Regions from separate parts of the Homo sapiens genome. Here all the other regions are linked to region 1. Evidence: chromatin loops called from intact Hi-C (ENCODE). Cell type or tissue: IMR-90. All regions are shown on one strand. Each heading gives the region's core, and the rest is flanking DNA. Links, peaks and the distances in the headings are about the cores only.

What was found. Hi-C counts contacts between places; a loop is a spot of excess contacts. Peaks named below come from ENCODE experiments on the same cell type or tissue, not always from the same donor. Only the 100,000 strongest peaks of a DNase experiment are listed, where the experiment ranks them.
Region 2: it touches region 1 in a loop (7-fold over the local background); 38 of 110 quality-filtered maps call a loop at or near these places.
Region 3: it touches region 1 in a loop (4-fold over the local background); 2 of 110 quality-filtered maps call a loop at or near these places.
Region 4: a loop joins it to region 1, with 28 times the contacts of the local background. A loop is called at or near these places in 9 of 110 quality-filtered maps.

The regions. Positions count from the first base shown.
Region 1 is chr5:164,008,721-164,016,367 of GRCh38, forward strand. No RefSeq gene overlaps it. Among named protein-coding and RNA genes, the nearest start is that of LINC03000, 280 kb to the right of the region's middle. In IMR-90, for the core only: a CTCF peak has its summit at 4,546 (motif pointing right); a DNase peak (open chromatin) is centred at 4,561; H3K27ac peaks cover 181 bases.
Region 2 is chr5:165,206,232-165,213,878 of GRCh38, forward strand. No RefSeq gene overlaps it. Among named protein-coding and RNA genes, the nearest start is that of LINC01938, 33 kb to the right of the region's middle. In IMR-90, for the core only: a CTCF peak has its summit at 3,098 (motif pointing left); no DNase peak of the experiment used is centred there.
Region 3 is chr5:165,626,543-165,634,189 of GRCh38, forward strand. No RefSeq gene overlaps it. Among named protein-coding and RNA genes, the nearest start is that of LINC01938, 390 kb to the left of the region's middle. In IMR-90, for the core only: a CTCF peak has its summit at 3,875 (motif pointing right); a DNase peak (open chromatin) is centred at 3,899.
Region 4 is chr5:165,454,599-165,462,245 of GRCh38, forward strand. No RefSeq gene overlaps it. Among named protein-coding and RNA genes, the nearest start is that of LINC01938, 210 kb to the left of the region's middle. In IMR-90, for the core only: a CTCF peak has its summit at 3,478 (motif pointing left); no DNase peak of the experiment used is centred there.

The sequences.
Region 1 (7,647 bases), core at 2,993-5,492:
GAGAGACAGGGGAGGAAGAATCATTCTGGTTCATTCCAAGTCGTGCATTATACATTAAATTAAAATATATGTTTCACCCATTTAGCAGTCTGAATAATAAAAGCTGTATACAGCTGCAACATCTCTGCTCTATGCATTTTAATGACTGATTTGTGAATATACTAGAATTATAGCTGCTATTCAAATATTTTCCTATTTTAAGAAGTCACAAATCCCTCCCTTTAAAAATGCACAGACAAACAGTTTATAATCTTTTAATAATTTCCGCTAAAGAGTTTTATAGCTTAGGATATGTGGAAATTATTTGTTTTAGAACCAGTAAATATAATGGGCTTGTCAATATGGTATTCAAATAACTGTCAAAATATTTGGAGTGTCTCCAATGAAGGGAACCTAGCTCAATTTCTGCATTCAAATGAATTCTAAACAGAAAAAAGTGATATACAGTTCAAAAGGAAGCATTAGACTATAAAGCACCTTTCCATTTCTCCTAGGAATTATGATCTACTGCTCAAATAGACTTTTAAATGGTTGCTGAGTTTTCAGAGGTTCATACTTAAATCAGTTTGAACTAGTTAAGTAGAGTCACAATTAGAATTGTAATTTCTTTTCTTTCTGTTTTTAACCAATTGTGAAGAAAACTAATAAAACTGGGAAATGAACATCTGCAACCTTTAATATGATAGTTAGGTCTTGGAAGGATGAAACAATGCTTTATTAACCTCTGGAGTTTATTTTCCCAAACATAATGCCAGTTTAGATTTTGGAGCTCTGTACTTTTTATGTGATGTCTCATAAACCATAAACCAGAAGATTCCTCTGATGGATTCAGAAAACCAGAAGATTTATATTCAACTCATAAGAAAAAAAAACCTGTTATGACGAAAGTAGCAATATCATAGCCTTAATTTCTCATCAAAACTTACAAAAATATCTATTGTTAAGCAACTAAAAGTTCACGATGCTTATGATCTGTGTAAGGAAATTCTCAGTAATTTACCATTAATTCAGATGTCCATTTTTAGGTTGGGAAAGTGTCAGTAAAACATGAGGTTGTGTGGAATCTTAAGCAGAGCAGAGGACCGGAAGTAATCCCCTTTATGTTTGTTCGTTTCAGCCTCAAATAACCCTCAGTCTCTCAACACTGCCCCTAGGATCTCATTTTACAAAGCATGGTTTCGAAGAAAACAATTTGAAGATTTTTTTAGACGCTAGAAAATAAAGTTTTATTTCTGAACGCATCTGTGGTTTGTAACACTGGTGATCCAAACTTCTTCCTAAGCAATTTTTTGCATCTGTTAACTGACCTGAATGTCTGTTATGAGGATTAATTTAGGAAAACCCATTTCAAATTATTGTTCTAGAGCAGGGGTCAGCAAACATTTTCTGTAAAGGGCCAGACAGTAGATAATTTGGACTTTGAGGACCCCTTGGGGATCCTCTCTGTCACAATTAGTCAACCTAGCCATTATAATGCAAAAGGAGCCATAGACAATATGGTGGAAACATAGATATGTGGCTGGTGGATGTTTTTCCATCGTCTTTAGTTTGCTGACCCTTTCTAGAGCAGTGATTCTCAGTTGATGTTTGTGTGTGGCGAAGAAGGCACTTTGAGAATTTCATTGAGAAAAAAGGTCAAAAGACTTTACCACTATATTACAATCTAGGCAACTCACAAAATTACACTTGTACCCCATAAGTTTATACAAATGAAAAATAAATAAATCAAACAATAAAAACACTGAGAAAATTGAATTTAAAAAATAAATAGAATCTCTACTGGAAATTTTCATCATTTTTCCTTTTGAGAGTTATCTCCTTTTATTTTTTGGACCCAAATAATACTTTGGCGGGGTCTGTAGTTCAATAAAAATTGCACAAATAATATATGAAGGCCAGTAACTATTTTTACTATTACTACATCATTATATTATATATTAAGATATATAATATATAATAATATTCAACAGAAATATAATTTGAGGCACATATGTAAGTTCGAATTTTTCTAGCAGCTGCATTAAAAAGTTTTTTAAGGTAAATTTTTATATTGTATTTAGCACAATATATCAGAAATATTACCTTTTTACCACATAGTCAATATTAAAAATTATTAATGAGATTTTTACACTCTATGTTTTGTAGCAAACCTTTGAAAGCTGGTGTGCATATTATACTTACAGTATATTTCAACTTGGACTAGTCACATTTCTCATGCTTAGTAGCCACATGTGGCTGGTGACTACCATATTAAATGGCATAGGAAAAAATCAAATAATATGTTGCTTATGCTCAGTGGATTGCATTCTGAGGACAAGTGAAGTAGGACATAGGACAGCTATCTCTTGCCCTCTAGAACACTGAACTTGGCAGCAGCCTCAGAAGCTTCGTAACACACATTTGGGGCAGTTGCCGCCAATCAAGAGAGCTGGCATGTAAGCTGAAACCTCTCTGCCAGTCAATTTAGGGAGTATAACATGAATTCTGCCACATAATTGATCATTTGAAATCTCAGGACTCATTTCGAACAGTTATTTTCTTTTATTTGCCAAACACAGGTCAAAAAGTCCAAAGCCAGGAGAGACCAGAGAGATAGAAATGAGAGAATCCAGATGGGTTGAGCACAGTAGAAAATGATGGGACCATTGGTGGCAAATGGCAAATATAGGACCCTCTTCCAAGTAAACACATTCCAAAGTTAAGCACTGTCATCTAACAAGACATATCTGCAAGACCACCACTGGCTGTACGGACCTATTAGTTTATAGTCTCTGGCCACTTACATTAAGCCTAAGGATGTGTCAGTATTCCAAAATAATTATCATTATTGGATTGCAAATCTTCCTTTCTCCTTTCATCTCCTGTTACTCCAGTTCCATTGCTGACTTGAGACATTCCCTCTGAATATTCTGTCTTCTCTCACCATACACCATGCTCATTAATCCTCATAATGATATTATGGGTTTGTGCTATTGGTGTTCCATTTAACAGGCTGGGGAATTGAAGCTCATAGATGTTAAGTAATTTACACAAATTCACATGGATCATTTCTGGCTGTACTAGGATTCATTCACAGGTCCGCTGATCTAAAATTTTGCCCATGTACGCTTCACATCTTCTTGCCTCTCATTGAACTACTTCATACAATCTCATCACTGTAAGAATAAATTACAATTATTTAAAAAATACTAAAATAACCCATGAAACTTCTTATAATTGAACTTCCTACCTACTGACTCAATGAAGAAACCTGAAGTTAATTGAATATTCTTCTCAGATTCACTAGCACTGTATTTTTGGCTTTTGCATAAAATATTTGCTGTGTGCCTCTGTTCAGCCTGCTAGTTTCTCTTTAAAGGCCAGAGTCTTTTTTCAATCAATCATATTTATCAGCAAAACACAGTTCATCTCACCAAAATAACCAGAGGACAAAGGTTGAGTTAAAAAGTTCTGGGCAAAAGCCCTTTGACCATAAATTAACAGCAGATTGGAAATTTGATTTTTTTCAAAAGTCATTAATCATAGCAATCCCTAGTAAACAGTAATAAATATTTGTGTGTAACTTCTTTATACATTAAAAATTATCAGATCAACCTAGCACCAACTCATTCTGTTTGCTGGAATTTTTTTAAAGAATATCAACGTGTTTTTTTTTTTTAAATATATTCTGTGAACATTTTGATTGATTGGAAGTTAAAAGGAAGAGCAGGCTTTTTGCTTTCCTTGGGCTTAAGTCCTGTGAGGATGTCTCCAGAACTTCAAATAAGTCCCTCCAAGGGAGAGAAAAACCCAGCACTTAGCAACATGCAGCCTTAGTGCCTGGGGACTCCCTGTCACCTCACGTTGGAAAAGTGGCTGATGAACTATGCAGATCACGAAGATTGGGTAATAAAATCCCACCACCATCAGACCAGGAAAATCTATTACTCACCTCTTCTATTAATAGAGTTAGAACTTCGATTTCACAGTGCAAAAAGCTCAGATTTATTTTGCTTACTTGAATCTCAAAGCTTGAGTGGTCTCCGATTTGGGAAATGTAAATTCTGCTTCCCTTTAAACTAAATAATACTTCTATTTATAACACTTGTCATAGCCTCTACACTCTTTTTTTGCATATAAAATGCTGCAATATATATACCTACTCTAATGTTTCTAGTAGGGGACGTTTAGCACAGTGATTTATTAGAAAATAGGAAAGAAAGAACCACGCTCACCTCTGGGGCAAGGAGGTGGGTGGGGAAACTTGCCCATTCTACCCCTTTATATATAAGAAGTGAAAAATCTGTCCTGTTCATTTGTAAATTCACTTGGAACCTTTCTTCTTGTTGAGCTGTTTGATAACAGAAACGTGCTGAGATTTTTGTTTCAAGACAATTCCCATTTCTCAGAACTCCCCCTACTTTTTCTGTAACTATCATTCAGGAAAACGGGAATAGCAGCTTAAACAGTTAATAGTCAATTCCAGCTCCCATTTTTATGAGTGAAAGACAGTTTCTCTCTTAAGATGGTAACAGTTAAATGCAAAACTAATCTAACCAGCCATTGGGTGGCACTGTTGCTCCACTGAATTCTTGGTTAAAGAGCATTTCTCTTATACTAAAAAAGGGAGGCGAAGCGAAACCCTGATTGTGCCTTAAGGAAAGTAGCATTGTTTAAATGGGAAAACTGACTTTCCCCTGTTTCTTTGATTCTTTCTATCTAGTAAACATTCTTTGACCCAGAAATGACAACTACTTGTCATTGTCCGTATTCGAATGGAAATATTAATTGTTTGATGGGTGCTACCTGGAGTCTTGTGTTGAGAAGGATTCTGAGGCCGCATCCAAGACAATGGAGAGAATGTTATGGATTGATTAGCAATATTGGCTGTGGGTATGGAATATTGGAGTGGTGACATGCTTGTCATTCTTGCTTGAGAGTACATTTTGAACTCCTTGTGCTGATGGCCTTGGTATAAATTCTGCACTTTCACTGGGGCTAGAATGGAGAATATGTGGTTAGAACAGAAAGAAAAATGTTAGAGTAAGTTAAGCGATATGTTAGACTCAGGATATTAAAGCATATTGTTCATCCCTGATAATGTGAACATGACCTGAATTATAAGTGCCCTCTTTTCTTACCTACTTGATCTAAGCCAGAGTTTTAAGATTATGAGAAAATGATGTCATTACCACAAGAAGGATAATCATTTTGGATTGGCTGTCCACAGAAGGTGAAGGTCAAAACAAATTGTTTTCATCACAACATCAGAAACCTGGAAGCCCAACTATATATTCAGCACAGAGTTAATGATGCCATGCTTATTTGATTTCAAATCTATTATGGTTTTTAAATTTACCATGAAAGAGCTATGACTGCCATGTATGTATGATTTTGCGAGTATATTAAGCTTTCTCCAGCTCTCTAAAAACCTTACAATATTCCTTGACACTGGGGCGTTTATTGAACGTGCTATGCAAAAGAGTTTTCTGTGATAATAAAAGCCTTCCATATTTGTGCTGCCCAATAAGATAATCACTAGCCATTTGTGGTTACTGAGCACTTCAAATGTGGCCAGTGTGATTGAGGAACTGGATTTTACGTTTTTATGTAATTTAAATTTATTTACATTTAAATGTAAATAGCCAAATGTGTCCACTAGCTTCTTTATTGAACAGTAAAGTTCTAGCCACTTCAGAAATTATGAACTCTGGGATTTGGAGGCTGCACAGTCTATCAAACCACATGACCTTCACACAGGCACAATTATATCCAATAGAATAGTTAAGGCTTATTGAGCATTCACTATGTGTACTGCATTGTTCTTAACATTTTACTTATTTAATCTTCCCAACAACTTATGTAGAAATACCCTTGTCCCCATTTTACAGATGAGAAAATTTATAACAAAGTGATATCTGCTAAAATGTAGATAGATGCCCAACTGGGATACATTGGTCCTGTGTGCTGGCTGAGGTTTGGTTTCTCTTTCAACTAATACTGTCTAAATGTGTATTCATTGTTTGTTTAGGAAGGAATTTGAGCTCATGGATGGAAAGGCAGAGAAAGATGGCCCTGGCCGTCTCAGGTCCTCTCTGCAAAACAAGAATCCTCTTTAGAAGGTAGTGTCATGGCCATTTTGTTCCTGGGAGATGCCTCTTGAGAGTCTCATCTTCCTCCGTCTTCTCTAAATAGCTTACCCAAGTGTTCCCTCAACGAAACAGACTTCCGTCTTTGGAGGTTTTCCAGCAAATACAATTTTCTCCAACTTACTACATTTACAGTGTTGTTCTAACATCTTTTACAGATAACGCCCTGGGTAACCGCCTGTACCTGGCTCTGAGGGGGCACACAGTTAAGGTTTTGTGGTGGCCAGAGGACAGCAAAGTTTTACAATGGCAGAAAATCAGTGAAGGTCTGCTGAAGATAGAATAATGTTACTCCCAACACCTACCCCGGAACACATGAATATATTACCTTACATGGCAAAAGAAACTTTTCAGATGTGACAAACGGGTCCTGAGGTGGGAAGAATACCGTGGATTATTGGGGTAGGTCTCACATAATCACGAAACACCTTATAAAAGGCAGACATAAAATCAGAGAGGAGAAAGCAATGTGATAATAGTGGGGAGAGAGAGGGAGAGAGAAAGGAGAAGATGCTATAATGCTATACTGCTGGCTTTTAACAGGGAAGGAGCCAAGAGACAAGGATTGTATATGGTTTCAAGAAGATGGAGAAGGCAAGGAAACAGATTCTCCCCAAGAAACTGCAGAAGGAATGCAGCCCTGCCAGACCCATTTTTGAACTTCTTACCTCCAGAGTTGTAAGATAATAAGCTAGTATTAACGTAATTTGTTGCAGCAGCAATAAGAAGTCAATACACATTCTTCGAAAGAGAGACTTTTGAGCCAATTCACAGGATTGAAGAGCATTGTGAGATAAAGTCTTAGTCCACTGGGGCTCCTGTAACAAAATGCCTTAGACTGGATAATTTGTAAACAACAGAAATTTATTCCTCACCATTCTGGAGGATGCAAAGTTCAAGAACAAGGTGCTAGCTGATTTAGTGTCAGAAGACTTGCTCTCTGCATCTAAGATGGTGCCTTCTTCTTGTATTCACATGTGTCAGAAGGTGACAGCGGGCTCTCCAAAGCCTCTTTTATAAAGGCACTAATCCATTCATGGAGCCCTCATGATCTAATTATCTCCCAAAGGCCCCACCTCTTATTATTATTGTGTTGGGGGTTTAGGTTTCAACATACAAATTTTGGGGACACACACACACATTCAGACCATGGCAGGTAGAGAAGGGAAGGGCATTCCAGCAAATTCAAAAGCATGAAGCTTCAGAAAAATCATTCAGTGCATGGGAGAGGTGTGTATCTCTGGTTGCCTGCAGTTTAGGTGACTTTCAGGGAATTAAGAAGCAGAGCTTTAGTGTCACTGCCAGAAGCACGCTGTGTGGTATAGGAAAAAGGAGGCGTCTAGTTTCACTGTTAATCACTAGTATTATAAGAGCAATACCGGGGCCAGTCTTTCCTCCTCTATAGCACAGATATACCTCAGGAGCCTCCCATGGTCTAGCTCCTTGTATTTCCTTTCCCTTACAGATCAAGAGAAAACCCCTAACTATTTGCTATAAGAAAGGATGAAGGATTCAGAGC
Region 2 (7,647 bases), core at 2,079-4,578, 1.2 Mb after region 1:
TAACAAAACTTTATCTGTATTTTAAGAGAACCAGCAGCTAAACTTCAAAGAAGGGACTGAGTATCACTAAGAACAGATGTAGGCCTCCTGGTAAGGTGGCACTTTTTAGGAGTAAAGAGAAGCAATGATGACAGGTTGATCCAGGGTGCAACTGGAAGAGAATGAAAGGATGGGAAAATACCAGAATGGGGAAAATACATTTGCGGGAAAAATTTTGTGTGCAAATAGAAGCAATTACAACCAGGTAACACCCCTCCCCCTACACTGCCGCTGTAAAACAACATTTGTCAGAGGTTGTTCCCAGTGCTAAGCCCAGTATATCTTGAAAATAAATGTATAATGTCACTCTCTGGTTCAGCTTCAGAATTTTTAAATGGCTCTTATTGTGATAAGAATAAATCAGAATGGAAACTGCAGGTGCAAGGAAGTCATTGAAAGTACCTGGGAAAGAGAAGTGTGTGGGGCAAAGAGGAAGCAAAAACTTTGCCAGGAAATTAAGTTATTTCTTTCCTCAATGTTTCTTTTCCTGGAGTGCATGTAAAGCAATATATCCTGCTCCAGCTCGTGTGATTATGTGAATGGAGACGGAGAACAAAGAGGGGTAAAGAATGGTGGTAAAGATAATAGAAAACTGAAACATCCTAGAATTCTGCCACTCAACTTTTGTTTGGCCTTGTTAGGTGGCTTATTCGAAATGCAGAATCTCAGGCCAAAATTCAATCCTACCAGATCAGAATGTGTATGTTAATAGAGCTCTAGGTGATTTGGATGCACTCTCAGGCTTAGAAATTACTGTTTAAATAACGTCAATTTGCATCTCTGAGATAGGGTGTGGGGTTCTATATTCCTACACATCATTTGGCAAATTGGGGTTCTTTGCTGCTCAACCTTCTCCAACATACAGATTTACAAAACGGACCTAAAGCTTATTTTTAAGTGTGTGTATGCTTGAGCACTTCATTGGTCTTAAGTCTGTTTAATGAGATTCAAAATTGCAATAAAAGAGCAAACCAATGACAATGAATGAATGTGAAATGTAAAAATGACTGCACGAAAGGAAAATTGATAATAATGACAAATGAAGAGGGAAAACATAACTCAGAGCTCACGTGCAATAGAAAGAAAATCCCACGTGAAAGGTTGAGAAAAAGAATATCCTGCTAACGTTAGGCGTAAGTCAGAAGCTCAGAGACTTCCTTTCAAGTTATCTGTCTATGGATGTTCTTACAACTTTCCCCTTTTTCCTTCAAAAACAAATTGACTATATTCCAGTTACCTGCTACTACATAACAAAACACACTAAAATTTAGCAGCTTAAAATAACAACTTATTATCTCTCATGGTTCTGTAAATTGGGTGAGATCATTTGGGTGGTTCTAGCTTGGGTTTTGTTTTTTCAGTCAAATGGAGTTTGGGTTGAGTATATTTCACTGGTCCCTATGTCTAAGGTAGTTCATCGGGTGACTGGCAATTGGTGCTGGTTGTCTTTTTTTTGTGTGTGTGAGATGGAGTCTCACTCTGTCACCCAGGCTGAAGTGCAGTGGCATGATCTCTGCTCACTGCAACCCCTGCCTCCCAGGTTCAAGCGATTCTCCTGCCTCAGCCTCCCGAGTAGCTGGGAATACCGGCATTTACCACCATGCCCAGCTATTTTTTTTGTATTTTTAGTAGACACAGAGTTTCGCCATGTTGGCCAGGCTGGTCTCGAACTCCTGACCTCAGGTGATCCTCCTGCCTCAGCCTCCCAAAGTGCTGGGATTATAGGCATGAGCCACCATGCCTGGCCTGGTGCTGGTTGTCTTCTGGTTGTGTGTTGATTGGAATGACTACAGATGTTTTCTCCATGTCCTTAGCTTCTCATTGCAGAGAAGGAGGAAGAAGGAGAGAAAAGGGAAGGGAAGAGACAGCTGGGGAGGGGTCAGGGGGAAGGAGAATGAATTGGAGGGAGAGAGCAGAGAGAGGACAGAGGAAGAGAGAAAGAGATACTTATAAAGAACACTAGAGAAACTTGAGCAGAATTTCCACAGGTAGAACAGAATATATAATCACTACAAATTAGATGCTGTTTTTCACCCCTCCCTAAATATAGATTTCATTTGCATCATCATCTCGTCTGCTAAATGTCATTTTTAAAATGTGAATTTTTAAATGTCAGCTAACAAGGAAGTTTGATACTCAGTCGCTGCTGTTATTCGAACTCCACCAGTCTATTATTAAGGACTTTTTAGCAGCTGATTGCTGATATTTCCAATTAAGACTTGGTTTGTGTAAGTCAATTTAATGTGACATATTTTTTTTTTAAATGTGGTTTACAATTTGCGGGATAGTTTGGTTGCAGTATATCCCTTTCTTGGCCAAAATGCATTAAGCAGATTTGCACAAAGAAATATAATTGCAGTATAATTGCTGAAACTTCCACTGAGACACAAATTATATGCTCTTAAAGATGACTGCTCAGGGGTTTTATAGAAAAAATTCTGCTTTGAATGGAAAGAGATACGAAAAACCTAAACAAACTAGAAAACTTCTAAAGTCTCTGTAACTCAGTGATCTTATCATTCTAGTGTCCATTTGACATCTAACTTGAGTAAGTCATAGTGGACTTTCTTCTCAACTCAAGCCCCTTAGATGCTTTCTAAAAGACGCTCAGCTGATTGCTCTTTCCATTGTCACTATCAAATTATCTATTCTGTGAACAATCTGATTCTCTAATTAATGTCGTAGCACATGTGCATTAATCTGTCTGGTCCTCCAGTTCTCTAATGAGAGACAAACTCACTACAAGATCTTCCTTAAGAAATAACAAACTGACTGACTCAGCATGACACCCTCACCTAATTAATAAAATGGTGACAATTTTAAAATCCCTGTGCTGTGATTTTTCCTTAACAAAAACTGTTTTGCAGATGTGCAAAGGGACACAAGAAAGAATGTAAATTTAGCAGTTCATAACCTTTGACTAAACAAACCAGAGATTAGATGGAATCAATACTGCCAGAAAGAATTTCCCCCAGTCTGGTAAATCTGGAAATGCAAGAAAATAAATCTATCAGAAAAAAAAAATGGTCTGTTTATAGCGACATCTAGTGGTGTTTGTTTTCCTGCTTGCCCATTCCTAAATGAATTCCCCAGGAAGATAGCAAATACAAAAAACTTACTATTTTGTTATTTTTATCAATACAAACACATAACCTATGTAACATGTTATTGGAGTAACAGGAATAAATATTTCAGAAAACCACATGAATTAGCATGAACTGATGATTTGCAGAAGCTATTTTTGAAAAGTGTTGTGGGTGAATGGATTATGACTCTCATGATGACCACAAGAATAGTAATGCCTGTCCTCATACAGAAATAGGTGTATTTCTTGGTGTTGAAACACATGACCATAGATTTTTTTTTTCAGATGAAGCAGGAGATTCATGGTAGAAATAACTTTGTGAAAAATGAATAATCTCATGGCAGATTTATCTTAAACTAAGATAACTAAAATGACTACATTCTCAAAAGGCTATCTTAAAGAATACTGACAACCTCTGTTATCTGATAGTTTACCCTGGAAGAGTTTGTATCACTATGCTAAAAATGTGTGTGTGTGTGTGTGTGTGTGTGTGTGTGTGTGCAGGGAAGTGAGGGGTGGGGTGAGCACAACATGATTATAAAATTTGTCCTGACACTTAGAGTAGACTTTTTGATTAAACACATTTTCTAAAATGGTGGTGATTATAAAAGAATACAATTTTGAAATAAAATCAATGACAGGACTTTAAAAAAGCAAGCAACAGTTTTTAAAAGTCATAGGTTTGTTACAATCCAGGGGATTGTAAAACTGTTAGGTAATATTCTCTCTGGCTATTTCAGAAGAGAATAAATTTTGACAAGGAGCACTTTTTTTTTTCCAGAGGAAGGTTTTTGCCTTTCACCTGTTCTGACACTCAAAGTTCTTCTAGGAGAGGCCACAGAGAAATCTATTCTCTGCGTTGCTCTTATATCTTCTGGATCACTTTAGGACAGATCCCATTCATTATGGACAGATGCCTTCACTGAATTTATGCAACTAATATTTATGGCCACTCATGCTCCGATAGCAATGAATGAGTCTGAACCAGTACGAGATATTAATTATTGCAAACCGTATCTTCACTTTTCTACTGAAAAGAAGTCTTACCTTGTATCACTTGATTTCTGTCTCCAGCACAGCCCCTAGGACTGTCTTTCTGCAGGTGACATCAGTATTATAGGACATTAACGTCTCAGAGGGTCCTTGAAGTGTATGTCTGTCCACTTGTAACCCTGCACTTCAAGGCACATAGAAACTGCTTTGACCTTTTAGGCCATCTCTTCTCTTTAGAGAAGATGAGTTCTTTAGAGAAGGATGAGTCCCTTCCAGCCTGACACAGTAAGCATTACTTTAAAAGCTCGTCATTCTACTTTATTCTCCCGAGTGATAACCATTTTGCCTGCAAGTGTCATAGGTGAATATTTTGAAGACCAAATGTGACTATAATACTGCCAAGTTCTACTCTGAGCATTTTGGAAAATACTTTCTCCCTCAAATACATAATAAAGTTAAATAACTTGACTTTTTCAGGCAGTCAAATTTATCATTGAGGCATAAATTAGTTATACAGTGGCATGATTTCAATACCACTTCTTGCCCACAGAAGGGAATTACAGTAAACAGATTCATAGAATTTCTCACCTAAAAATTTGTCTAGGTGTTCCAGGGCATAGCCACAGGCAGATTTCAGAAGTCTTTTAAATATACGAATTGAAAATGGTTCATATATGTACCTAAGGATAGGAGGAAAAAATTTACTTTTAACATCTATCCATAGGCTTGAATTTTACTGACTGTCAAAATCGTCCTAAAGGAACAACATTAAAGTTCAGTAAAAAATATTCAGTGATACAATATGTCAAACACTTGGTGTGTATCTGCAACCTTAAGACTAAGTGTAGTACCCTTCCATCACCTTTGGTTTTACTCTGTGCTGAAAAATATAGCCCCTGCCTGGCAAAGTGTCATCTTTTCCAGTCTGGAAAAAAACATATCAGTGAGATTTTGTTAGTTTGACAGTGGTCAGAGTTTCTGCAGCATTTTGCAAAAAGTATGTTGATGTAGCATGCAGTCAATAGTGCTTAGAAGTATGTTCGTGTATGTATTGAAATTTATCAATAGTTTTAAATAAGTAATGAGATATTTATCTTAACTATCATGCCACCTAAAGTATCAAATAATCCTACATTAATGATTATAATAAATATCACAAATGTCTTGTATTTCTTTACTCAAAGAATCATCAGTCACGTGTAAATCTCCTATCTCTCCTCTTCTAGCTGTCTTATCCTGCTTTTGTTTATTTCTCTCTTTTTTCTTTTAGCAGGCCTGTTTAGTATCCATCTGCTTTTATTTCATTTAGCTGGATGCCTCAAGATGTATAAGTGCAATCTAAATTTCAGTCAGTCTATATTCATCTTTCTAGGGATGACCCAGCTTTCAAGTTCAGAGTGAGTCCTGTCTTCTCCAAGAAGGATTCACTGATTATTCCATTCTGGTGGTTTTCAACTCAGCTTACATATTCGACTCACCAGGGTAGCTTTAAATGTGTGTGTGTGTGTGTGTGTGTGTGTGTGTGTTTTATATGTATAACATTTAATTATATATAATTAGCATTTTTAAATATGTATTGAATATTCTATGCATATATGTATACATATATATACACATATATTTGTGTGTGTATATTTATAAAATTAACCCCCCACCCAGATACTCTGATTTAATTGTTCTAGGGTAAAACTTTGATAAACCTATTTTTAGAAGGTCCATGGTAATTCTGATTGTATAGCCATGGTTGAGCTTCCTGCCATCTTGTTTTTGCCATACGAGTAATACTCGCTTTTTTTTTTTTTTTTTTGAGGCCAGAGAGGGGAATGGGTGATACATGCCATTGATACACAATCTAAAAGATAGAAAATATATACATAGTCAAAAATAAACCTCCTTCTTTACACTGGCCACTCAGCTACCTTCCCCAGAGGCAAATCCTGCTTGCAGCATTTGGTATTTCCTCTCAGAGACAATGTACTCACAAACAAATATGAATATTTATCAGAAACTCCTCCTCCTGCTCCCCTTCCCCAACCATACAAAAGATAAAATACTCTAGAAATTCATATGACTGTTACTTTTTAAAATATTTTATAATATCTTTTTATATTAGAACACAATTTTGTGTCCCTATTTTTAACAGTGACACACTATACCACTCTAGAACATAATCCATGTTATTGATTGCTTTTGCAATATTTCAGTGTACACATTTGCCTATTCAACAGTAGCATGTGTGTGATAATATCTGTAGAATAAATTCTTGGAGTGAAAGGGCTAGATCCAAAATTTTGTGCATCTCACTTTGCTACTAAACACCAGGTCACCCTCCAGAGAGACTGGATAACTTGACACTCCCACAAGCAATATGCAAGTGCCTTTATTGTCTCTTTTCAACACAGTATATCAGCAACATTTTACTAACTACCAATTTGATAGGTGAAAAAAAGAGTATTTCATTCTGGTGCTAAATGTCCATCTCTTCTCAGCAATGAGATTGAACAGTTTTTTCTCATGCTTTAAACCCATTTGTATTTCATCTTTTACATACTGTTTGTTCATATCCTTTACACATTTTCTTATTAGTTTGTTAAATTTTAACCTCTGAATTTCAAAGTTTATTGAGTCTTATGTGGCGGGTTTTTGCCCTCACATAGAACCTTCTTTATTCTTCTGAGAGTAAATGGTTACATTTGTTTTTAATTGCTTGGATTTCAGACATCGTAGAAAGTATACCTGTACTCTAAAATTATTTAAACATCATAAATGCATCCTATATTTTTATAGTTTCACTTTTACATCTAAGTATTTGACCAATCCAAAATTTACCCTAGATTTACAATTTGTGTTTAATAGCATTGCTTTTTTGTTTTTTTAATATTTTAATTATTTATATAATACTTCCTCCTGAATTGGATTTTAGTTTACATGTAAAGATTAACATAATAGATGAAATAAGTTTAAAATAAATGAGAACCATGAAAACATAAGGCAGACATAGGTGATTTTAGTATACAAATTACATGTGATAAAGAAAAAGATTCCATCTAAAATTGGACCACAAATTTGGCCATAAACTTGCAGACAGTGTGAGAAGGACGTGTAATATAACCAGATATTCAATTCATAGCACCATCAAAATTAACACCCCAGCACACATGTGCACATACACACACATACCTCCTACACTTTATCAATGAAAACACAGGTGTGTTTTTGATAAACAGACTAAGATTAAATGGTAATTCTTAGTTATTATGAAACACAATTGACATCAAATTTTATTTGTCATCACCGTCAGATGAGGGAGCTTGTCTGTCTTATTCACACCTATATTCCTAGTACATGACTGAAACATTAAGTATGTCTTGGATTTATGAATGAATAAAGGTTTATGTTAGCTTTTGACACTAAGTAGCTTAACAGGCTAGGGATACATGATTATACATCTTTTTAAAACACATAACCTATAAAAATTCTAACATGAATAGCCTTAAGATAATGCAGTAGCTGAATAGAGGTTTTCCAGA
Region 3 (7,647 bases), core at 2,646-5,145, 1.6 Mb after region 1:
AATTTATTTCTCTTACTAAAACTTAATCCAACCTAAATCTTTTACTTTTTTTCCTTCCAAAATTTCTACACACGGTGGCTGAGCTCTTTCCACTGGAAAGAAGAAAGGCCCAATTCTGCAATCTTTGTTCCCTTTGCCTTTCTGACTGGGCTACATTCCTATCCCCCACAATTTGCAAATTCTATGCATTTGATGACTGCGTCCTCCTACTGCTGTTGTTACTATATATAAGTCCTCCTTCTTGGGACATCCAGGGTCAGCCTCTCTGGTTGCGTTTTGTCAAAATTATCTGCCCCGATTCTTGAACTCACAGGTCACCATGAGCACGTAATGAGAGGGGCTGACAGCGCATCCCCTGAAAGCCTATCCTTGAGGATGGTTAAGCCTATTCTGGGGTGCTCTTAGGAGGACAGAAGGTACTTCAACTCTTAGCAATTAAAATGGATCCTCTCCACTTTGGGAGGCCGAGGCTGGCGGATCACGAGGTCAGGAGATCGAGAACATCCTGGCTAACATGGTGAAACCCTGTCTCTACTAAAAATACAAAAAATTAGCTGAGCGTGGTGGCGGGCGCCTGTAGTCCCAGCTACTTGGGAGGCTGAGGCAGGAGAATGGCGTGAACCTGGAAGGCAGAGCTTGCAGTGAGCCGAGATCGCGCCACTGCACTCCAGCCTGGGCGACAGAGCGAGACTCCGTCTCAAAAAAAAAAAAAAAAAAAAAAAAAAAAAAAAAAGGATCCTCTCTGCTCTAATTCCACCTCCTTTATTTTTAAATCCCATCTAGGTGTTTTGCTACAACTATGTTCCAATGGTGTGGGCTTCCTGCATTCACTCTCTTGGAACAAGAAAGGTGGGCTGTATTCGTTTGTTATTGCTACTGTTAACAAATTGCCACACCCTCAGTGGCTGAAAACAACAGAAATGTACTATCTTATAGACTGCAAGTCAGAAATCTGATACAGGTATCAGTGGGCTAAAATCAAGATGTTGGCAGAGCGGCATTTCTTTCTGGAAAGTCTAGGAGAAAATGTTTTTTTGCCCTTCCCAGCTTCTATGGCTACTCACCATTCCTTCGCTCACTGCTCTTTTCTGTCTTCAAACCCAGCACTTTCTTAAATCATATCTATCTGACAATAATTTTTCTGCCTCTTTTTTCCCTTATGATTACATTGGGCCCATCAGATAACCCCAAATAATCTAATTTTAGGGTGAGCTGATTAGCAAACCTAATTCCATCTGCGACCTTAATCCCTCCTTGTCGTGTAACATAACACAGTCACAGGTTCTGGAGATGACAATGCGAGCATTCTTTTGGGGAGCCAGTATTCTGCCTACCACACTGACCAAATCACGACTTCAAATTGCATCCCTTTACTGCCCACAATGTTTGGTTTATGAAAGCAGCAACTATGTAAGCATGGAATTCCAGGCCAAGGGATCTCCCTTATCGATCTCTTAAACAACCTACTTCCGCAGTAAACATGGCTGGTATGTTTACAAACCTCCCAGATACCCTTTGATTTTTTTTTCCCTACCAATCTATGTAATGCTTCTGGTTCCAAAACTTCTATCCTGTGAGATGTCCTTGACACCTCCACTCAACGCAAATTACTCCAGATTTCTCTGTCTTTAACATTCTTTCTTGGTATCTAGAATTTATTACACATTTCTTTCTGCCCAACAGCAACTATTTCATAGATTTCTTAATTTTCTCTGTGATACGGGCATTTTGCTACTTTGTTATGTATTTTTTCTTTTTCCCTTAGTAATGTGCATTTTTTTTTTTTTTTTTTTTTTTTTTTTTGAGACGGAGTCTCGCTCTGTCGCCCAGGCCGGACTGCGGACTGCAGTGGCGCAATCTCGGCTCACTGCAAGCTCCGCTTCCCGGGTTCACGCCATTCTCCTGCCTCAGCCTCCCGAGTAGCTGGGACTACAGGTGCCCGCCACAGCGCCCGGCTAATTTTTTGTATTTTTAGTAGAGACGGGGTTTCACCTTGTTAGCCAGGATGGTCTCGATCTCCTGACCTCATGATCCACCCGCCTCGGCCTCCCAAAGTGCTGGGATTACAGGCGTGAGCCACCGCGCCCGGCCAGTAATGTGCATTTTTAGCTTCTTTTAGTCTCTAATGTCTAATGCAAAGTTTTGTTCATTTTTGCCTACGTATTTTTCTCACACTCATGTCACATACAAATATTTGCTTTAAAAAAAGAAGTTCATCAGAGTACTTTATAATTAGTTGAATAATCCATAATCCTTGGTCAATTACCTCTGTTCTCATTATTTTACCATCCTTTCTAAGAGAAGCCTTTGATAGAAGTCTTTCTTGATAAAAAAAATTCAGCTCCTCAATCTAGCATCTACAAATAGCCAGGATTCTTCAAGAGCTTGCAATACTGTTTGTAACACTATGCTAAGAACTCGACATGTCTTATTAGGACCAGAAAATTCTAAATTATATACTCTTCTTTCTCTTCTCAACTTGTAGTCAGTTTGACTTTGAGTTGCAAAGAGTTCAGGTAACTTACTTGTGTTCACATAGCAAATTAGGGCCAAAACTGGCTTGATCTGAGCTCCTGATCACAAACTCCAAAGTCGTTAGCAATAAGGTATAGGTCTTGGCTCTCTGAGGTTCTCACTTCATTTGCTCAACCACCAGCCTGAGGAACCATGCAAATCACATCTATTAAAACACAAACTGTCTTTCCAATTCAATTCAATAAGTATTTATTGAATGTATGCCGCATTCCAGGTGTCATTTACCTGTGATTCTGCAATGTTTATGCCAACTCAGCCTTAGAGCATTATACACTTTCTTCAGAAGAGAATGTGATCTGAGATCAAATATAGAAGTCATTAATGTCAAGGACATTCTTAAAATTGCTATCGATGCAAAAGCTTTCAAAACATACTGTATAGATGTTGATAAGAAGATAAAAAAGATAAACTTGATTTGAATAAAGGAAAATCAGCAGCAGTTGTTTTGTCAGTTCTTCTCAGAAAGCAGTTGTACTTAACATGGAGCAATATGTCCCAGAGATGTTTGCATAGAGTGGAAATTAATACCATAAAAGCTACTGGGATCCTTGGTAATGGAAAGCTAAGATGTAAGAAAGGGGTATAGAGGAGAAGCGGGGAAGGAATCAATGTGAACAGTTATCTTGAGAGATGGTTAATTTTTTGTCTATGTGTGTCACACATAGACACACATATAGCACTTATGTTCTGGGGCTTATATTTTTTAGAGACAGTGTTACTTCTGCTTTCAAGGGATGGTGTAATATTAACTCAATCCTTTGGCTTCTGGTCATGTCTCTTTAGAAAGACAACAAAAGACAGACAGTGAATATAAACTAACAAGGGATCCTCTGAAGCACTGAGCCCAGAGCTCGTGTTATGAACCTGAGAGGGCAGAGGGGGTTAACTAACTATGGCTGAAGACTGGAGCCCACCGTTCAGCATCTGCCTTTCTACTGTACTGGGGCCGTAAGAAATCTTGGGGGCCAGTCAGACACCCGAGGCTGAGTAAATTTTGCCTGTGTGCACTTTTAGAAAAATTCCAAGAGTTAGTTTTCATTTGTGAGTTCTATTAATTCCATCCTCTGACTCGTCCTTCTTCATACCTAACAGCATCCTCCAGAAGCTATAAAAATCTCTAGAGGTCCTTGAAGTAATGAGAAAGCTGATGTTTTCTCCCCCTCTCTAATAATTATACTTTGATTTCTCCACAACAGCCTTTAGTTTACAGCCAGTTGTCAGTACAACTTTTTGCAGCTTTAACCTCTCTGTGATGTGTTCTGCCCTCTCGCCTGCAGATTCGTCCTCAGCGGGCAGCATCCCCTTTGCAATTTCCCCTCTCTGTGAATTTGTCCACTAGGTGGAGCTGTAACAACTTCGCTCACAGATCACAGCGAGAGACAGATTAAATTCACTGACCACTGCTCAGTACTCTGGGGAAGCATACTGCTATAGCCCAGAATTGCAAATCAAGTGCGGAGTCAGAAAACAGGACAACAAATCCCATAACAGGAACACAATTGGAGATAACAAATTCCATGGGACAAATGCACGCTGATTCCACGAGTGAGTCCTGTGTTAGGCCTTCTAAGAATTGCTGGCCTAATTCCTGTTAGGTTTATGGTGAGTCAAAAGTCACCCTGCACCCAGGGTCAGGAAGTGGGGGCTCTGCGCCCAACTCTGCCACTCACCAGCTGTGGACTCTGATCTTTCTGAGACTCCATGCTCATATCTGTAAAATGAGGGAGTTAAAGGAAATTATTTTGAAGGTCACTTCCAGCTGTAACTCTGGATTTTACTATAAAATGGTAATCAAATTGTAACCTTTTTTTTTTTTTTTTTTTTACAGAAACAAGAGGGTGTGAGTGTAAGTGCCTTTGCCTTAAATCTTGCTTCTGAGTTAAAAAATTCATCTATGTCTATCCATACCTACATTGATAAACAGGCGTGAAGGTGAATGTTTTTCTCCACTTTTAATTAACATTTTTAAAAAAGGATCAAGTAAGGGATTCCTACTGTAAATGTGAGATGTTGATTTTGAAAGTTAAAGACAAAAGAGTGGCCTTCCATGAGGAAATTCACTCACCAACTTCTCTCCTTCAAATAAGCTTTCCGAGCAAATTTAATTCATTGAGTTGAATGTTGGCTGGGTGTAGTGGCTCATGCCTGTAATCCCAGTGCTTTAAGAGGCCGAAGCAGAAGGATTGTTTGAGGCCAGGAGTTCAAGATAAGCCTAGGCAACATAGCAAGACCCCACCTCCACACACAAAAAAAAATTAAAAATAATAATAAGCCAGGTGTGGTGCATGCCTGTAGTCCTAGCTACTCAGGAGGCTCAAGTGGGAGGATTGCTTGAGCCCAGGAGTTCCAGGCTGCAATAAGCTATGATTGCACAACTGCATTCCAGCCTGGCTGACAGAGCAAGACCCTGTCTTTTAAAAAAAGAAAAGAAAAAGGAAGAAAGAAAAGAAAAGAGAAGAAAAGAAAAAGAAAAAAGTCTACACCTTTATTCATACAGGACTTTGCATGTCAACATTCTTTTTTATTGTGATGAATTAACACCACTGGATTGCAGATATGGCATAGTTTCCTTCTCATTGAGAAATGTGAATATCCCCTATTTACAGTTCATTTAGGACTTATGTTTCATGCTTGTGCCTCAGTTTTACATCCTGAAACAAATTCCTTTATTTTTAAAGCATCCAGCCTACTTTGGAGAAAATTTCTCTGTAACCAGAATGAATACATCTTTTGTCAGCAGAGATCAAAAATTGACACTTGCCTTCCTCTCCTGTCTAAAATCTTTTGTTCCTCTCCCCAGCCCATGGCACTGAAAACTGATCATTTTAATCTGCTCTTTGTAAAACATTAATTGGATATACAGAAGCACAGAAAACGTAATAGGTATTATTTTATGATGGAAAGGGCATCAGAGATCATTCAGTTAAACCTTTTTATTACACCAATGAGGAACTGAAGACCCAGAGGTTAAGTGGCTTACCCAGAGTTATTCAGTGAATAAGTGAAAAATAAAGATTCTTCTAGAAGGAATCTCAGATGAACAAAAGGCAAGCTAAATCTATTGTTTATTTTCCCTACCTATGTAATCTTAATAGTCTGACACGAGGATAACTTTGTGTCTCTAAATTGGGATCACCTATTCTGAGGCTGGCAAGTAGAATCAATGCAGACCAATGTCTAAGGTGTGTCTGGTTGTCTGATAAATGTACTAGGGCATTGTCTTCCAAAATGTATTCTGTGGCAACTAATCCAAAGCAAAGGCCCACCAAAAGGGCTCTCCGTCAAGTACATTTAAAAAGACTCTCTCCTTGACCAAACTTTAGTTAGGGTTCTCTGAGCTCTCTTCTCGAGTATGCCTGGACCTTGGTTCCACTCCTGTCTTCTGTCCACCCAGTTCTGTTGTAGCAAGAATCCTGCTAAGTTGGTTTAGCAAGAATTCCAAGCCAGGGCAACATAGTAAGACTCTGTCTCTACAAAAAATAATAATAATAAATTAAATTAGCTGGGCTTGGTGGAATGTGCTTATGGTCTCAGCTACTTAGGAGGTTGAGGTGGGAGGATTGCTTGAGCCCGGGAAGTTGAGGCTGCAATGACGCATGATAGCACCAGTGGACTCCAGCCTGGGTGTTAGAGTGAGACCCTGTCTCATAAAAGGAAAAAAAAGCAAGAAAGAATTCTCTACCTTTGTTATCTGATTACCCTGGCCCTGGCCTGATTTCAGCAATAATCTTGCTAAGACCCTTGATGTCTCATCTTCGTGCTTTTTCGTTCACTGACCCTCTCACTCTGCTTGTTGGCTATAAATCCTAAGATACCTCTCCTATATCAGAAGCTGAACTCAATCTCAATCCCCTGTCACAATGCCCCCATTGCAATACTCTAGAATCTTGAATAACCCTTCCTTATCATTTTAACAGATGCCAGACTAATTTTTTCTTTAACAAAGTACAATGAAATACTACATATTGTACTTTACAGAGAATCCATTACACATATACCACATTGATGTCTCTAAGAAGTTTGACAATAGAGAAAACTGTTTCACACAATTTAAACCACCACTGCCAAATCGTCTGCATTTTTGAAGGATTATATATTAACCTGCATGTGACTGAGTTCTCATATAATTCATTTTGTAATCAAAACCAGCTCCATTTCTCGTGTCACTATCATCAGCTTCTCATTTTTCTAAGTCTGCATACCCCAGTGGAGAACACAGAAAGGAAGATGGAGGCAGGATGGCCAGGATTTCTCTCTGCTTGTGAGAAAGCATGATACCCAAGCTGCTTACATGTTCCCAAGGAAGCATGTCTCATGACAGGAAATGAACCTGTAACCAGGAACCTAGGTATGTAAACTGAAGAGAGAAATGGAAATACACCATGTTGATTCAGAGTCTTCTTGCATTCTCTGGCTTACAGACCTGTATATTTTGAGGTCATGCAGGTCAGGAAGAGGAAAGAGAGCAAATGTAGTGGAAAATGTGTGGTGTGGTTTCTTACTCTGCATCCTTTCAGTTGTGTGATCTTGGTGTAGTCACATGCCTTATATGAGGCTCTATGACATCAGCCAAATGGGAACGCTTGGGCCTGATCTTCCTGCCTCAGGGTCTTTATGAATTCAAAGGATATAGAGGATGGGAAAGTTGTGTATAGTGCTTCACAAACATAAGCACCTATGCTTATTGTTGTGTAAGATAGATGGCAAAATTATAGTTTCATTCTTTTTCGAATTTACTCTGAGGTGGAAATTTTGCCTTATGTTATTTAGGCAGAATACTTACTATTAGATACATAGGGTTAGAAAGAATGCTTCCTTGTAATTGAATGAAATAAAACAGTGGAGGCAGAGGAATACGTACTAGACCCGATCCACTAAATTAGAAGAGCTGCTAAGGGTTGTATAAAACCATATCATCATCCCATTTTGTGGCTGAAAAATATATTTAATATGCTACAGAAAACCGTGCTAGAATAGAAATTTCATCCATGTGTAGCCTCGAAAAGACCTTAAAGAATACCTTTTAAAAGCTTATGATTAAATAGCTTCTTTTCATCAAAGTCAATGTAAACCAAAGGGTATCTGAGTCAAGTCTCAGTCAATTTAGGAATT
Region 4 (7,647 bases), core at 2,250-4,749, 1.4 Mb after region 1:
GGGAATGGTGGCTCACGCCTGTAATCCCAACACTTTGGGAGGCCCAAGTGGGACGGTCCCTTGAGCCCTGGAGTCAGAGACCAGCTTAGGCCAGGTAGTGAGACCCCCACACAACCAAAAAATATATATACATAGAGAGAGGGAAAATTAGCCTGGCATGGTGGTGTGCACCTGTCATCCCAGCTTACTTGGGAGGCTGAGATGAGAGGATCACTTGTGCCCAGGAGGTTGAGACTGCACCAAGCCATCATTGTGTCACTCTACTCCAGACCGGGTGACAGAGAGAGACCTTGTATTAAAAAAAAATTAAAAATAAACACAAATTAAAGTTTTATTCTATTGATAGAATTTACTATATTTCCTTTTCATATAGATAATAAGAATGGTGAACATCTTTGTACTTGCCTAGAGTATAAGTATTTCTCTATAAGAAATCTAGAAGCAGAATTGCTGAGTAAAGAGAATGTGCTTTCAAACTTTTGATAGATACTTAAAAATTGGGTTTCAAGTATACGTGAGAGTTGATTTCTTTATGCCTGAGTCAACATTAGGTATTTTCACTCATTCAGATATTCCATTGTTTTAATTTGCATTTTTCCAATCATTTATACTTGTTAGCCATTTGAATTATTTCTCCTTTGATAAATTTGATGTTCATTTTTTAATATTTTTATGAGATCAATTGTCTTTATTCTATTGAATCCTAGTTCCTCATATATTCTGGATATGCATATATATATATAAGAGAGACAGGGATTATGTATGTTTATGAGACAGGTAAAGGGAAATGTTGCAAATATTTTATTTTATACGCTTACTTTCATTAAGGTTGATGGCACCTTGCTCAGTGGAAGGCTGGTAAATTTACAGTAATAATATTATTTGTCAGATATTGAATGTTACAAAGATAATAGATACTGAACTATGTTCTTACATCTATCTATATTTTTAATTAAACTCTTTCAGATAGGAATTTATATTTACACTTTACAATCATGAAAACTGAGGCTTGGTGGAATGATATGATTTACCTAAAGTCAAATATTAGAAAGTAAAAGAGTCAGAATTTCAATCAGGGTGTGCTGGCTCTCCTCATTCCACTATGCAACTGATATCTACGTAGCTCATGATGTTATCTATATCTTACAGCTACATATATGTTATACATAGCTATTGTTATAGCTGTATTATCTACACCTATATCTATGAATTCATTATGTCTTAATAATTTAGGTTTCTCCTAAATTAGTTTTTACCTGTTTGGTGTTACGTTAAATTATGTGTCTTTGAAAATTTTAAGTTAGTGTAGAAAATGCTGTATTTCACTACAATTAAAGTGTACTATTGTAGTACCAACCAGTTTCCATTAGAAAGTAGACTGTTTAAGTTGCAGTTATGCTTAAGGCAAAACAAGTAGGTAGGTGTGGCTTTGTTTCATCTTTCTATACTTCCCATTGTGAACAGTACTTCTCTTAAGCTCACACTATTCCTCCAGCCTAAAACCTCCCTACTTTCCCTCAGAATTCATATGAATCCCTCCAACCTCCTCCCCCTTATACCACACCATGATAGAGTAGGCTCTCACATACACCTGCTTTCGAGGGCCTAACATTACAATCCTAGACTTGTATAACTTTAGAAACCTGCCAGAAAATGAATGTAAAAGCCAGAGAACTATCAGGCTTGGCTGTTTAGGGTAACTCGATATTGTGAGCCTTTCAAAAGAGGCCAGTGGTAAAGAGTGGCAATGGTGGGCTTCAGAGTTGTTCAGGCCATGATTTCATTTATTTTTATTTTTTTAACTTTGATTTTAGGTTCGGGGTACACATGCAGGTTTGTTACATAGGTAAATTGCATGTCAGGGGGGTTTGGTGTACAAATTATTTTGTCACTCTGGTAATAAGCATAGTACCCAATAGGTAGTTTTTCAGTCCCCTCCCACCCTTCACCCTCAGGTAGGCCCCAGTGTCTGTTGTTCCTTTCTTTGGGTCCATGTGTTCTCACTGTTTAGCTTCCAAATATAAGGGAGAACATGTGGTATTTGGTTTTCTGTAATAACCAGTTAGCAACATGATGACAGGATCAAAACCACACAGGCCATGATTTTGGACACATAACCATATAACCTCTCTTCTCCTGTCCTCTCATCTGTAAAAATAAAGATTGTCATAATTAATTTTAGTATTTAAGGAAATAGTTTGATATTGCAGGGATAGAGAAGACTACAGTCAACATTGATGATGATGATTATTATATAGATAGTTTGAAAAAAGTTACAGAAATCTTGACTGTCTTTTTTCCTCCCAACCCATGTCTTCCCTCCTTGAACTTGGTTCCATATAACCATTTTCTTGGCCTCAGCTTACACATCTTTTCATCAAGAAGTTCTACGCAGGCCTTTCACGCTGTCTCTCAATTCCTGGATGCACTGTACATTTCATTTCATTGAACATGCTACATTAAAATTATTTATTTACTATCCGAATCCTTCTCTAGACTTTAAGTTCCATGAGGGCAGGGACTTTGGCAGTTTTTGTTATTGTTGTTGCTTTCTTGCTATATCCCTCATCATGCAAGCACACTATGCAAATTTTGTTAAATTTAAAAACGAATACAGGCATAAATAGATGTGCTGAGGCATAAATGGATGTATGTCTGAATGAGTGGACAGTGAATGAATAAATGGTTACACGATTGGAAACATGAGTGAATGGATAGGCAATCAACTTAGCACAGAGACTTAGAAATGATTGCAATGTCAGTTACAATGATATGAAGTGGAGAATATATTTTTGGATTGGCCTTTGAAATCCTTTAAACCATACCAAATGGCATTCTTTCATATGATTCTGACCCTGACTGCTTCAGTGAGAGAAAATTCAACCAAGTTGGCAATATAGTGAATTTTACTTGGCATGTGGCAAACAGAGTCTAGGGAATAAATAATATGTCACACTAGGCCTGCATTTTCCTCTCAATACCTTAGGAAAACACTTTTATAAACACAGTTCTACCTCTACCTGCTACTTTCACTTAGCATAAAGGTTAAAATATGAGATGTTTCACTTCATATATTGCACATTTCATTATTCTACATTATAAACTCAGTGAATTCTTTGGAGGTGATTTATTATGCAATTTAATTTGATATTGAAAATCCTCCCAAAAACAATCTACAAACTTGCAAAGAATTTTAAGTAATACATCTTGTTTAATGTGTGTGCTGATTTACCCAGACCATTGAAATAAAGTTTGTTTCATTTACCCAGACCATTGAAATAAAGGCATTTGATTGTTAGAAAAACTGTAAATAGTCCACAGTGTTTGGTATATTTCCGGATATTAAAACTTATTAAAACTATTGTTCAGCATGACTTGACACCACTGAGATTTGACAATGGGCCATATCTACATCAGAATAGCTCTGTGGATACAAGAGCAAAGGGAAATGTTATCCACCACAGCTGTTGTGCTGACCCCTACTGGCTAAGTTTAAGAAGAGTGAAAGAACAACTTTTTTCCTAAAGTGGACCTTTCCTGGATTAATTACTCACATCCAATCTTCATTACGTTTCATCTGTCATTCATCAGTAATAATTCCCTGTACAACACGGTTGAATGCATGTGAGCTTGTCAGCCTCATTTTGTATAATTAATGATGATTGGACATACGAATTTTAACAATTTTGAGACGTGTCTACTGACTGAGAATAATTTTTCTAACCTGCTCTGTTTCTATTGAAACAATGTCTTATGTTTCTCTCAAGAGAAGCTTCAAAATTATGTATATATCCAGCAGGCACATGTAAGTATATGTGTCTGAGAGTCATATGTCCTGCAGATATAAAGCACTAAACCTGAAAATACACAAAAAGAAAAACCCTTTCTCAACCAAAGTACAACAGGACAGATTTTATATTATTTATTTTTAAAAGTAAGCCATGTTCAAATTAAATGTCAAGCATAATTTTGTATTTGAAATTTGAAATTTGTGATTATCCTTAGAGAAAAATCATAGAACACATGTCTTCTTGCCAAATTTGTATTTGCATAATAGTGAACTATGAGGTTATAGATCACTTTGTGGCAGAGTGCCAACCCATAAACTGCTTGGTAAAGCTACTAAAAACTTCAATCTGAAATGAATTTATTTCAGTTAGGAGTTTGAATCCTCTATAGAAAATAAAATGCACTGGAGTCTCTTAGTTCTTAAAAAAGAAAAGACGGAGAGAAAATACGAAATTCTGTGTATTTCCACATTTCTTCCTTTAACTGCTACAGACATAAATGCAAAATGAATGTTGACATATTTGTTTAGCATCCCTGAACAGATTAAACTGCTTTAGAAGTTCTTCTGTAATCAGGCTTGAAAAATAGAAACTAACATTCACATCCTTGGATAGATTAAATTGTTTCCAAAGTTTCTCATTAATCAGACACGAAAAATTGTTTGTAAACGTAGAAGTAGGTCCTTTGAAAAGTACTCAAAATTTTTCTTGCGACAAAATTTTTGCAATTTCACTATATAATGCTATTTTTGTCGTATACGTATTAGAAATATGTATACCTGTATCACTTGTCTGTGTCCTTTATTGGCGAGTTGCTAAATAGCAAAAGATTTTGATCCATTGTGGAGTACAGTGTGTGTATAAAAAGAACACTGGGTCTGAATTGTGAAGCTGACTGCCAATTACTTATGATGTGTCTTTGGGCAAAGAAAATAGAAAGAAAATATAATTTTTTTAAAGTTTGGACTTCTTTCCAAGTGAATTCCAAGTACTTGAGTGTTCTTCTTCATAATAAGTCTGTAAGTTTAACAGTGCAGCACACATTTTAGGAATGAGGAAACTAAATCCTGGAGATATTAATGGACTTGTGTGATTCAGTATAGCTAGTAAGTAGTGCAGTTAACATTATATATTAGAACTATCTCACACCAAACTTCCTGTCCCTCTTAGGCTATGATGTCTTTCTTATCCTGCTTTTCTCCTTTGTTAAAAGAAGGAATTGGGCTATATTATCATTATTTTTATATTTTCTATAGCTCTCGTGTACATGGGTCTGTGTTTGGGGATTTTTGTTTGTTTGTTTGGGTTTTTTTTTTTTCTTTTCTTTGACAAGGTCTTGCTCTGTTGCCTAGGCTGGAGTGCAGTGGCGCAATCATGGCTCACTACAGCCTGGAACTCCTGGGCTCAAGTGATCTTTTGCCTCAGTATTCTGAATAGCTGGGACTGCATGCTCATGCCATCATACCTGGCTAGTTTTTTCTTTTTCATTTTTCTTATGTAGAAACAGTCTCACTATGTTGACAAGGCTGGCTTTGAACTCCTGGCCTCAAGCAATCCTGCCATCTTGGCCTCCCAAAATGCTGGAATTACAGGCATGAGCCACCACGCTGAGCCTATGATTCGATTCAGTCTCCCGTTTCCAAATAAAGGCATATTACCTGAGTATTATATAATACACAGAATTCATTGTGTCACTTTCACTTCATCTTCCATTCAAATTCTCTAAATTCTTGCTGAGCAGGCTCTGACAGATGGGATAAGGAATGATTCCTCTATTGTAGAAACTGATAGTATTCCAGTAGTGTGAGCTCTTGACTTTATTTCCATCACTCAGCCAATGAATATCAATGATTCTTGAACTTTGCTATATACCATGGCAGGCAATAAAGACATATGCACCACCAGATTTTTATTTGACTTGATAAACTTACGCTGTACATTTCAAGATATTTTACAGTGACCACCAGTAGTTCCCTTAAAAGTCCTGTCATTCACGTATTATTCTTTCTAAAATGGTATGACATTGAGTTGTTTCAATTGCCAAATAGTAATTAGGAAAGAATATAGTCTCTCACTTTCAGGGAATTTTTTAAATGAAAAATGCATGTAAATAATTTTAATTTCTATTTGCTTTTCCTCACATGCCAAAAATTATTAGATTTATCTTAGGCATTTAGAAAGGCTTATAGTGTGCGTTTCAATATGAATTTAATATGGCATAAGCAAAACTCTGAGCTTTATTTCAAAAAGAGAAATGTATTAAAGAGCAGCTGGAATAGTCAAATAAGAGGTGAAACTATTAAGTCAAATGTCTCATGACAGAAACAATGCCAAAAATATTAATATGGACAGATTTTAATTTTAACTATGATGGAGCAATTGGAATGTCTTACCTGCATAAACACTGTAAACCTGGACAAAATCTATGCAGACAGTATACTCAGATATGGAATAATAGGCAGCTTATGAAGGAGATCCTTAAGAAGTGTGAAATGCACAAGACGTATTCAACTTTCATGGCTGCTTTTTAGGTGGAGAAAGTTTCCAAATAAACAGAAACCAAGGATCCCATCGACTAGAGAAAATAGAAATCAAAATTTGGGGCCATTGAGGGTGTTAGAATCTGTAGGACAGTATAGTGGAGACAAGAAATCCATTCAGAGAAAAAATCTTAAAAATTGGCATAAGGTTACACTTAAGTCTTTAGCCAGTGACTCATGTGCACGTGAAACACTACAAGACAGGACGGAGAACAGCTACTGAAGGTCTGTGAACTGAAAATAATAAACAAATAAATAAATATGCATTGCTGGAAGACATTGGTTTTCAGACTATCGAGACTGGAAAAAAGCCTTTCTAAACTCACCAAGGATTCAGTCTATTCTATAGGAAGGTCAAACCTCACCAGTAAGTCTAGTTTAAACTCAGTCTAAAAAGGCTTAAAGTCACTCTTCAACAGGATAAATCTGTACAACTCAGTAACTGTTAAAGAAATAAAACATAATTTATACTCTGAAAATATAGTATCCACAAGATTGAGACTATCACTATAATAACTATACTGCACTCCCCCAAAAGAAAAGATGAACCATCATTATGAGAAAAAGTAGTCAGTGGAAATAGTCTCAGACATCCTGTGTATGTTAGAATGACCTGCCAAGAACTTTAAAACAGCTATTATTAAAATGTTCAATGTTATAATGAAAAAGTATACAAAATAAATGACCAATGGAGAAGCTCAACAGATAAATGAAAAATACAAAACAGTACCAAATAACCATTCAACAACCAAGAATTAAAATATCTAAAATGAAAATTTTTCTGTGCAGCGCCAGTCAAGATTAGATAGTGCACAAGAAATAATTCAGTAAGCTTAAAGACAGATCAGAAGACATGAAATATACATAAGAACAGAAAGGAAAAATACTAGAAAATAGATGTATGCATCTGTGAATTATAGGAAAAACAATTATGCTATCTACTGTGTATGTAATTGAAGAAGCAGAAAGAAAATAGGGATCTTCCAAATCTGGTAAAATATACAATACAGTCCCAAAAAGCATATTGTATACTATGAAAAAAAGAGAATAAATAAGACCTACTATTTGATAGCACAGTAGTGTAACTATAGTCAATAATAACCTAATTGTATATTTTAAATAAGTTAAAGAATGTAACTGGATTGTTTGGAACTCAAAGAATAAATGCCTGGGGGGAGGGCTCTCCCATTCCCTATGATGTGCTTATTTCACATTGCATGCCTACATCAAAACATCTCATGCACCCCATAGATATATACACCTACTATGTACCCACAGAAATTTTAAAAAATAATAAATGTTTTTTTTTAAAAAGGAAA